Linked DNA regions of Homo sapiens: region 1 is linked to region 2. Evidence: read pairs that join two places in POLR2A ChIA-PET (ENCODE). Cell type or tissue: PC-9. All regions are shown on one strand. Links, peaks and the distances in the headings refer to the core of each region. The heading gives the core; the rest is flanking DNA.

Region 1 (5,371 bases), core at 247-5,246, 150 kb before region 2:
GAGGGCATTTCCCCAGGAAGCTTACTTGACTGAAAGATATGTGATTCCTACAGGAAAGTCTCCTTTGCTAGGACACAGCCTTGGTGTTCGGTTCAGTTAAAGAAGCAATGGGCTGAGCGTGGTGGCTCACGCTTGTCATCCCAACACTCTGGGAGGCTGAGGCAGGCGGATCACTTGAGGTCACCCAGCTACTTGGGAGGCTAAAGTAGGAGAATCGCTTGAACCCAGGAGGCAGAGGTTGCAGTGAGCTGAGATTGTGACACTGTACTCCAGCCTGGGTGACAAGAGCAAAACTGTCTCAAAAAAAAAAAAAAAATCAGCAGCAATGGTCCAGCCTGGGCAGCATAGCAAGAAGCCATGTCTAAATAATTAATAAAAATGAAAAGTGATTTTTTAAAAAAAAGTTTTTAAAAAAAACTCACTCTCAACTGGCTTTTAAGCTGAGATATGAAAGATGAGATTCAAACAGCAATGTGAGAAAGGTGGAATGAGGGCAGAGAGAAGCACAGGTGCAAGCCCAGGGGCGGGGAAAGGGCTCGGCATGCCAGGAAAATGGAAAAAGTTCAGTGTGACCGAAGCGCAGTGAGGAAGGGAGAGAGAAGGTTGGCAGGGAGGTAAGGGTCTTCCAGGCCCTCAGAAAGAGTTTGGATTTCAGTGTGAAGATCGATGAGAAATCATGAAGGAGTTTTTTGTTGTTGTTGTTTTGAGACAGGGACTCACTCTGTTGCCCAGACTGGAGTGCAGTAGTGCGATCACGGCTCACTGCAGCCTCAAACTCCTGGGCTCAAGCAGTCCTCCCACCTTGACCTCCTGAGTAGCTGGGACTACAGATACACACCACCACACCTGGCTAATTTTTAAATTTTTTGTAGAGACAAGAGTTTCTTAGCCAGGCGTGGTGGCGGGCGCCTGTAGTCCCAGCTACTCGGGAGGCTGAGGCAGGAGAATGGCGTGAATCCTGGAGGTGGAGTTCACAGTGAGCCAAGATTGTGCCACCGCCCTCCAGCCTGGGCGACAGAGTGAGACTCCGTCTCAAAAAAAAAAAAAAAAAAAAAAGAGTTTCTACTATATTGCCTAAGCAGGTCTTGAACTCCTGGGCTCAAGCAATCTTCCTGCTTCAGCCTCACATAGTGCTGGGATTACAGGCATGAGCCACTACGCCCGGCCGAGACAGAGTTTCTACTATATTGCCCAGCCTGATCTTTAACTCCTGGGCTCAAGCAAGTCTTCTGCCTCAGCCTCACAAAGTGTTGGGATTACAGGCGTGAGCCACTGTGCCCAGCCCATGAAGAGGTTTTTTGTTTTGTTTTGTTTTGTTTTTTGAGACAGTCTTGCTCTGTCACCAGGCTGGAGTGCAGTGGTGTGATCTTGGCTCACTGCAACCTCAGCCTCCTCGGTTCAAGCGATTCTCCTGCCTCAGCCTCCCAAGTAGCTAGTAGTACAGGCGCCTGCCACCACACCCAGATAAATTTTTTGTATTTTTAGTAGAGACGGGGTTTCACCATATTGGCCAGGCTGGTCTTGAACTCCTAACCTCAGGTAATCTGCCCGCCTTGGCCTCCCAAAGTGCTAGGATTACAGGTGTGAGCCACTGTGCCTGGCTTTTTTTTTTTTCAAGACAGAGTTTCACTGTGTCAGCCAGGCTGGAGAGCAGTGGTGCGATCTTGGCTCACTGCAACCTCCAGTTGTTTTTGAGCCTCCCAGCCTCGAGCAATTCTCCTGCCTCAGCCTCCCAAGTAGCTGGGATTACAGGCATGTCCCACCATGCCTAGCTAATTTTTGTACTTTTAGTAGAGATAGGGTTTCACCATGCTGGTCAGGCTGGTCTCAAACTCCTGACCTCAGGTAATCTGCTTGCCTTGGCCTCCCAAAGTGCTGGGATTACAGGCATGAGCCACCACGCACAGCCAGTGAAGAGTTCTTAAGGAGAAGCTATATAAGCCAGGCACGGTGGTGCATACCAGTAGTCCCAGCTACTTGGGATGCTGAGGCAGGAGGATCTCTTCAGCCTAGGAGTTTGAGACTGTAGTGAGCTATGATCACACCACTGCACTCCAGCCTGGGCAACACAGCAAGACCCTGTCTCAAAAAAAAAAAAAAGAAAAAGGGTGTATTTCAAAGGCAGGAGTATCATGATTTGGTGATGTGTTGGAGATGAGATGGAGTATAGAGAAGACTCCAGGTGGATTTGGTTTCTTAGCATGGTTCATTAGGTGAGTGGGGGTGCCATTCATTGAAGTGAGAAGCCTGAGTCAGAGCAGAAACCAAGAGCTGAGTCTTGGACACATGGAGATGAGTAATTGGATATTCAAATCTGGAGGCTGGGCACAGTGGCTCACACCTGTCATTGTCCCAACACATTGGGAGGCCGAGGCGGGTGGATCACCTGAGTTCGAGACCAGGCTGGCCAACATGGTGAAACCCCATCTCTACTAAAAATACAAAAATTAGCTGGGCATGGTGGTGCACCTATAATCCCAGCTACTCGGGAGGCTGAGGCAGGAGAATCGCTTGAACCCAGGAGGCAGAGGCTGTGGTGAGCTGAGATTGCACTACCGCACTCCAGCCTCGGTGACAGAGAGAGACTCCATCTCAAAAAAAAAAAAAAAAAAAAAAAAATTAGCCAGGTGTGATGGTGTGTGCCTATAGTCCCCACTATCCAGGAGGCTAAGCCCGGAGGGTTGCTTGAGCTTGGGTGGTTGAGGCTGCAGTGAGCTGTGATTGCGCCACTGCACTCCAACCTGGGCAACAGAGCAAGACCTTGTTTCAACAACAAAAAACAAACAAATCTGGGACTCCCAGGGTAAAAGCCAACTCCGCATTAAGCCACTTCCTGGGTCTGCCTGACCCTCACATGCATGCCTTCTACCTTACCCAGAAGTAAATACCTCACTTCTTCCCCGTCCTGCCATGAATTTTTTTCACTGCATTTACTGCTGTTGGGTCTCACCTGTTCTCTGCTTTGTTCCCCAGGCACAAGCAAACAGGACCTGACTTCCTTCAACATGGAGCTGTCCTCCAGCGGCATCAGTGCTGACCTCAGCAGGGTGCGTGCTGGGCTGGAGCAATGGGCTGCAGGGAGTGCAGTTGGCTCTGGGGGGTGGGTCGGTGGGTAGCTGACCCGCTCATCTCCTTCCCTGGGCAGGGCCATGCAGTCGTGGGGGCAGTAGGAGCCAAGGACTGGGCTGGGGGCTTTCTTGACCTGAAGGCAGACCTGCAGGATGACACATTTATTGGGAATGAACCATTGACACCAGAAGTGAGAGCAGGCTATTTGGGTGAGTACTTCTCTTTTCTGCTGGGATCTTCTGGTTGTTGAGGTCAGATGGTCGCTCAGCCTGGCTTCCAAAACAATAATGAAAGCAGTTAAGCAACCAGCATGAACAAAGTCAGAGTTTAAATATGGCTATAACATTCATAATTTATTGTCTGTATTTTCTGATGCTTTGACATCTTGGGGCCGTGCTAATCCTGAAAAGACTACCTCTCCCAGGGTAGGCAAATTCCTAGAGATAGTAAACAACTTGCCTGTGAATATGCCTTGTAGCTGGTCCTAGTGGCTCATGCCTGTAATCCCAGCAGTTTGGGAGGCTGAGGCAGGTGGATCACCTGAAGTCAAGAGTTCAAGACCAGCATGGCCAACATGGTGAAACCCTGTCTCTACTAAAAATACAAAAGTTAGCCAGGCATGGTGGCGCATGCCTGTAGTCCCAGCTCTTCTGGAGGCTGAGGCAGGAGAAACGTTTGAACCTGAGAGGAGGAGGTTGCAGTGAGTGGAGATCACGCAGCTGCGCACCAGTCTGGGCAAAAGAGCAAGACTCTGTCTCAACAAACAGGGCCGAGCACAGTGGCTGACACCTGTAATCCCAGCACTTTGGGAGGCTGAGGCAGGTGAATCACCTGAGGTCAGGAGTTCGAGACCAGCCTGGCCAACATGGCAAAACCCCATCTCTACTAAAAATACAAAAATTAGTCGGGCATGATGGCGGGTGCCTTTAATTCCAGCTACTCAGGGGGCTGAGGCAGGAGAATCGCTTGAACCCAGGAGGCGGAGGTTGCAGTGAACTGAGGATCATGCCACTGCACTCCAGCCAAGATGACAGAGCGAGACTCCGTCTTAAAAAAAAAAAAAAAAAAAAGGCCTTTTATATGCAAACCAGCCAATTCCGAGCCCATATCCTCAGCCACCTCCTTTGTCTAATCCTTACACAATAAGCCGATAGTTCCTCTGCCCTAAATCAGCTCAGAGCCAGGCATCAGTCAACCAGAGGCCACCGCTATAGCCCAGAGCCAGCCAAAATTATTCAAACTGTGCAATCCTAAACTTGCTTGAACTTGCCAACCTAGCTCGCCACCCTTCCTTGTGGAAACCACAAGAAGAGCTCTGGGCCATGCTCTTCCCTGGCTCCTCCTGCCTCTTCACTAATGTAGTGTTTCCCTCTCTGGCCCTGCATGGCATCCAGTGCCTACTCCCTCTTGGAACTGTGGCTAGTAAACTTCTTTCAATGACAGTGACTCTCTGTATCATCAGTCACACCTATATATTAAATCCCAGGCACATTTTAAAACAACCTGCCTTATTAGTAAGAGGACTGGCCACTCCTTTTTAAGGCTTCCTCCTCTTGAATTGTCCAAGAGCACCTGAGGTCAAGAGTTCAAGACCAGCCTGGCCAACATGGTGAAACCCCGTCTCTACTAAAAACACAAAAAAATTAGCTGGACGTGGTGACACGCACCTGTAGTCCCAGCTACTTGGGAGGCTGAGGCAGGAGAATCACTTGAACCTGGGAGGCGGAAGTTACAGTGAGCCGAGATTGCACTACTGCACTCCAGCCTGGGTGACAGAGAGAGACTTTGTCTCAAAAAAAAAAAAAAAATTAGTTGGGCATGGTTGTGCATGCCTGTGGTCCCAGCTACTTGGGAGGCTGAGATGGGAGGATCACTTGAGCCTGGGAGGTTAAGGTTGCAGTGAAAAAAAAAAAAGAAGAAATGACTCTAAAATTTAATCTCTAGCTGGGTGTGGTGGCTCACACTGTAATCCCAGCACTTTGGGAAGCTGAGGCTGGCAGATCATTTGAGGTCAGGAGTTCGAGACCAGCTTGGCCAACATGGTGAAAGTCCGTCTCTATAAAAATGCAAAAAATTAGCCAGGCATGGTGGCATGCACCTGTAATCCCAGCTACTCGGGAGGCTGAGGTAGGAGAATCTCTTGAACTCTGGAGGTACAGGTTGCAGTGAGCCGAGATCGTACCACTGCAGTCCAGCCTGGGTGACAGAGCAAAACTCTGTCTCAAAAAAAAAGAAAAAAGAAAAAAAGTTTAATCTCTAGTTAGACACCCACCCCACTATACACACACATAAATATATACAT
Region 2 (5,371 bases), core at 135-5,134:
AGAATCACTTGAACCTGGGAGGCGGAGGTTGCAGTGAGTTGAGATGGCACTATTGCACTCCAGCCTGGATGACAAGAGCAAAACTCTGTCTCAACAACAACAACAACAACAACAACAACAACGGACCGGCGCAGTGGCTCACGCTGGTAATCCCAGCACTTTGGGAGGCTGAGGCGGGAGGATCACCTGAGGACAGGAGTTTGAGAGCAGCCTGGCCAACATGGCGAAACCCCGCCTCTACAAAATAAAATGAAATAAAATAATACAAAAATTAGCCAGATGTGGTGGCAGGCGCCTGTAATCCCAGCTACCTAGGAGGCTGAGGCAGGAGAATTGCTGGAACCCAGGAGGCAGAGGGTGCAGTGAGCCGAGATCACACCACTGCACTCTAGCCTGGGCGACAGAGCAAGACTCTGTTTCAACAACAACAAAAATAAATAAATAAAAAATTGTCCTAGCAGCCGGATGCGGTGGCTTATGCCTGTAATCCCAGCACTTTGGGAGGCCGAGGCGGGTGGATCACGAGGTCAGGAGTTGAAGACCAGCCTGACCAATATGGTGAAACCCCGTCTCTACTAAAAATACAAAAATTAGCTGGGTGTGGTGGCAGCCACCTGTAATCCCAGTACTTGGGAGGCTGAGGCAGAGAATTGTTTGAACCTGGGAGGCAGAGGTTGCAATGAGCCAAGATCATGCCACTGCACTCCAGCCTGGGCAACAGAGTGAGATTCCATCTCAAAAAAAAAGAAAAGCAAAAATTATCAGGGTGTGGTGGCAGGTGCCTGTAATCCCAGCTACTCGGGAGGCTGAGGCAGGAGAATTGGTTGAACCCAGGAAACAGAGGTTGCAGTGAGCCAAGATTGCACCACTGCACTCCAGCCTGGGCAACAGAGCAAGACTCCTTCTCAAAAAATAAAAAATTGTCCTAGCATGGTGGTGTGCGCCTGTAGTCCCGGTTACTTGGGAGGTGGAGGTGGGAGGATCCCTTGAGCCTGGGAGGCAGAGGTTGCAATGAGGTGAGATTGTGCCCCTGCACTCCAGCCTAGGCAAAAGAGTGACACCCTGTCTCAAAAAAAATAAATAAATAAAACAAGAAAACAGAGTCAGGTGCTCATGCCTATAATACCAGCACTTTGGGAGGCCGAAGTGGTAGGACTGCTGGGGTCCAAGAGATCAAGATAACCTGGGTAACAAAACAAGACCCTGTCTCTACAAAAAATTAAAACATAAAAACTTAGCTGAGCGTGGCAGTGCGTGCCTGTAGTCCCAACTACTCAGGAGGCTTAGGCGGGAGGATCGCTTGAGCCCAGTGGCTAGAGGCTGCAGTGAGCCATGCCTGCACCGTTGCACTCCAGCCTGAGCAACAGAGCAAGACCCTGTCTCTTAAAATAAAAATTAGGGCTGGACGTGGTGGTCATGCCTATAATCCCAGCACTTTGGGAGGTGAGGCAGGTGGATCACTTGAGGTCAGGAGTTCAAGACCAGCCTGGCCAACATGATGAAACCTGTCTCTACTAAAAATACAAAAATTAGCTGAGCATGCTGGTGTGCACCTGTAATCATGAAAAGTCAGGATTAAAACCATGCGTATATGTTCGTGTTTATATAAAAAATGAATTTAGATTCTCTACTCAGTTATTAACCTGTTCTCATGTACATGGATGGCCATGGGGCATTCTGCAAATGATGGTGGAGGAGGGACAGTTTTTCACTAAGTGAGACTGTCTGGCACTGTGTAGGACACAACTGATCCCCATGGGTTAACCCATTAATGCCAGAGGTCCTCCATCACTCACTGCGACCAAAACACCCCCTCCTAAAAATTCACAAAACAACCCCTAAGGGGTGGCACTGCCCCTGAGGAGAGCCACTGCTTTCAGGCCACGGAATTAGAGCACAAGGTTCAGCATCTGAGGCGGGATCTGCAGGGATTGGGAGGTGAAAGGATTATTCAGGACTCAGGGAAGCTCAGCTTAATTGGAAGAAAAAGGTAGTGGGGAAAAAATGGGGGGTACAAGCATATGACAACTTCAATATGACAACTTCACCAAATCTCCTAGCAAAGCCCTACCCAAGCATTACATACTGACATATACATTACTTAAATTTTTATTTTTTTGAGATGTAGTCTTGCTCTGTTGCCTAGGCTGGAGTGCAGTGGTGCAATCTCAGCTCACTGCAACCTCCGCTTCTAGGTTCAAGAGATTCTCCTCCCTCAGCCTCCTGAGTAGCTGGGACTACAGGCATGCACCACTATGCCCAGCTAATTTTTGTATTTTTAGTAGAGATGGTGTTTCACCATATTGGCCAGGCTGGTCTTGAACTCCTGACCTCGTGATCCACCTGCCTCGGCCTCCCAAAGTGCTGGGATTACAGGCATGAACCACTGCGCCCAGCCAAAATATATATATATAGAGAGAGAGAGAGAGAGAGAGAGAGAGACAGGTTCTGGCTCTGTTGCCCAGGCTGGATTGCAGTCGTGGCATCTCAGCTCACTGCAACCTCTGCCTCCTGGGCTTAAGCCATCCTCCCACCTCAGCCTCCGGAGTTGCTGGGACTACAGGCTCACACCACCATTCCTGGCTAATTTTTTTTTTTTTTTAGAGACAGGGTTATGCCATATTGCCCAGGCTGGTCTCAAACTCCTGAACTCAAGCAGTCTGCCTGCCTCAGCCTCCCAAAATGCTGGGATTACAGGCGTGAGCCACTGCTCCCAGCGTATTTAAAAAATTTTTTAAAGAATAATGTAATACAGAAAAGTGCACAAACCCTAAGTGTAGGCTCAATGCATTGTCACAAAGTAAACACACCCATATCAAGAAACCAGTACCCATATCAAGAAACCAAAACATTGGCTGGGTGTGGTGGCTCATGACTACAGTCCCAGCCCTTTGGGAGCTGAGGCTGGGGAGGAATGGGTGAGGCCAGGAGTTCAAGAGGAGCCTGGACAACAGAGTGAGACCCCCTCTCTACAAAAACAAAACAAAACAAAAAATATATACATATATATTTAGCTGGGCATGGGGGTTCACACCTGTAGTCCCAGCTACTTAGGAGGCTGAGGTGGGAGGATTGCTTGAGCTCAGGAGTTCAAGGTTGCAGTGAGCCATGATCGCAACACTGCACTCAAGCCTGGGCAACTGAGCAAGACCCTCCCTCCTTTTTTTTTTCTTTACTCTACTTCTCTCCAGCAGAGACCCTGTCTCTACAAAGCAAAACAAAACATCTGTAGCATCCTAAAGGCTCATGTCCCTCCTAGTTACTACCCTACCACAAGAGTAACCACTAGTTCAATTTATTTTTCTTTATTTTCTGTTAGAGATGGGAGTCTTGAACTCCTGGCTTCAAACAATCCTCCCATCACAGCCTCCCAAGTAGCTGGGGTTACAGTTGTGAGCCACCATGCCCACCGTGTAGTTGTAACATTTATTTTTTATTTTATTTTTATTTATTTATTTTTTTATTTTTTGAGATGGCGTTCCGGTCTTATTGCTCAGGCTGGAGTGCAATGGTGCGATCTCGGCTCACTGCAGCTTCCGCCTTCCGGGTTCAAGTGATTCTCCTGCCTCAGCCTCCCGAGTAGCTGGGATTACAAGCATGTGCCACAACATCCAGCTAATTTTGTACTTTTAGTAGAGACGGGGTTTCTCCATGTTGGTCAGGCTGGTCTCAAACTCCCAACCTCAGGTGATCCACCCATCTCGGCCTCCCAAAGTGCTGGGATTACAGGCGTGAGCCACCGCGCCCAGCCTGTAATATTTATTTATTTATTTATTTATTTATTTATTTATTTATTTATTTATTTTTGAGACAGAGTCTAGGCTGGACTGCAGCAGCACGATCTTGGCCCACTGCAACCTCTGCCTCCCCAGTTCAAGCAATTCTCACACCTTAGCCTCCTGAGTAGCTGGGATTACAGGTGCACACCACCATGCCCAGCTAATTTTTTGTATTTTTAGTAGAGACGCAGTTTTGCCATGTTGGCCAGGCTGGTCTCAAACTCCCAACTTCAGGTGATCTGCTTGCCTTGGCCTTCCAAAGTGCTGGGATTACAGGCATGAGCCAATGTGTCCAGCCTATATTGACTTTTAAAAGTAGTATTATAGATGTTTTATTTATCTATTCATTAATTTCATCAGAGTAAAAGGAGTGTTCAAAACTTTTTTTTTTTTTTTTGGCCGGGCACAGTGGCTCATGCCTGTAATCCCAGCAGTTTGGGAGGCCGAGGTGGGCAGATCACGAGGTCAGGAGATTGAGACCAGCCTGGCCAACATGGTGAAACCCCGTCTCTACTAAAATACAAAAAATTAGCTGGGCATGGTGGCACGTGCCTATAGTCCCAGCTACTCCGGAGGCTGAGGCAGGGGAATTGCTTGAATCCAGGAGGCGGAGGTTGCAGTGACCCGAGATTGTGCCACTGCACTCCAGCCTGGTGACAGAGCGAGACTCTGTCTCAAAAAAGAAAAAACAAAACAAACAAACAAAAAAAACTTTTTTTTTTTTTAAGACGTGTGGCCAGGCCCAGTGGCTCACACCTGTAATCCCAGAGCTTTGGGAGGCTGAGGCAGGAGGATCACTTGAGCCCAGGAGTTCAAGACTAGCCTGGGCAACATAGCGAGACCACCCTTATCTCTATAAAAATTTTTCTTTTTTTTCTTTTTTTTTTTAAGGCAGAGTCTTGCTCTTTCGGGCAGGCTGGAGTGCAGTGGCATGATCTCAGCTCACTGCAACCTCCACCTCCCGGGTTCAAGCATTCTCCTGCCTCAGCCTCCCAAGTAGCTAGGATTACAGGCTCGAGCCACCACACTGGGCTAATTTTTTGTATTTTTGTTAGAGACGGGGTTTTGCCATGTTGGCCAGGCTGGTCTTGAACTCCTGACCTCAAATGATCTGCCCACCTCAGCCTCCCAAAGTGTTGGCATTACAGGCATAAGCCACCGCACCCAGCCCAAAAATTGTTTCTTAATTACCCGGGTGTGGTGGCATGTGCCTGTAGTGTTAGCTACTTGGGAGGCTGAGGTGGCAGGATCACTTGAGCCTGGGAGGTCAAGGCTACAGTGAGCTATGATCACGCCAATGCACCCAGCCTGGGTGACCAAGCCAGACTCTGTCTCAAGAAAAAAAAGGCATGTGTTAGCTCTGATGGGCTGACAACCAAATTATCTACATTCTCCTCAATTTCTGCCCCTGGATCTCTGCACTTGCAGTGATGACTGATGCACAGTCTTCCTTCCCAACTCCCTTTCCTTAAAGTCACATTGTTCATCACCTTCTCTGGGAAGCATTCTCCTGTAGCTCTGCAATGTGCCCTTTTGGGAACCTGTACATAAGTTGAGTTGAGCATTTATCTCATCGTGTTGGTCTATTTCAT

Evidence for each region. ChIA-PET counts read pairs that join two places held together with the same protein. Peaks named below come from ENCODE experiments on the same cell type or tissue, not always from the same donor. Only the 100,000 strongest peaks of a DNase experiment are listed, where the experiment ranks them.
Region 1: POLR2A ChIA-PET joins it to region 2 with 11 read pairs; 12 of 35 experiments call an interaction of 5 or more read pairs at or near these places.

What each region holds. Positions count from the first base shown.
Region 1 is chr16:30,486,109-30,491,479 of GRCh38, forward strand. It overlaps ITGAL (integrin subunit alpha L), which reads left to right. Exons shown (of 31, transcript NM_002209.3): 10 at 2,974-3,047; 11 at 3,146-3,278. Among named protein-coding and RNA genes, the nearest start is that of ITGAL-AS1, 11 kb to the right of the region's middle. In PC-9, for the core only: no CTCF peak of the experiment used is centred there; a DNase peak (open chromatin) is centred at 2,843.
Region 2 is chr16:30,638,717-30,644,087 of GRCh38, forward strand. No RefSeq gene overlaps it. Among named protein-coding and RNA genes, the nearest start is that of PRR14, 9.6 kb to the right of the region's middle. In PC-9, for the core only: no CTCF peak of the experiment used is centred there; no DNase peak of the experiment used is centred there.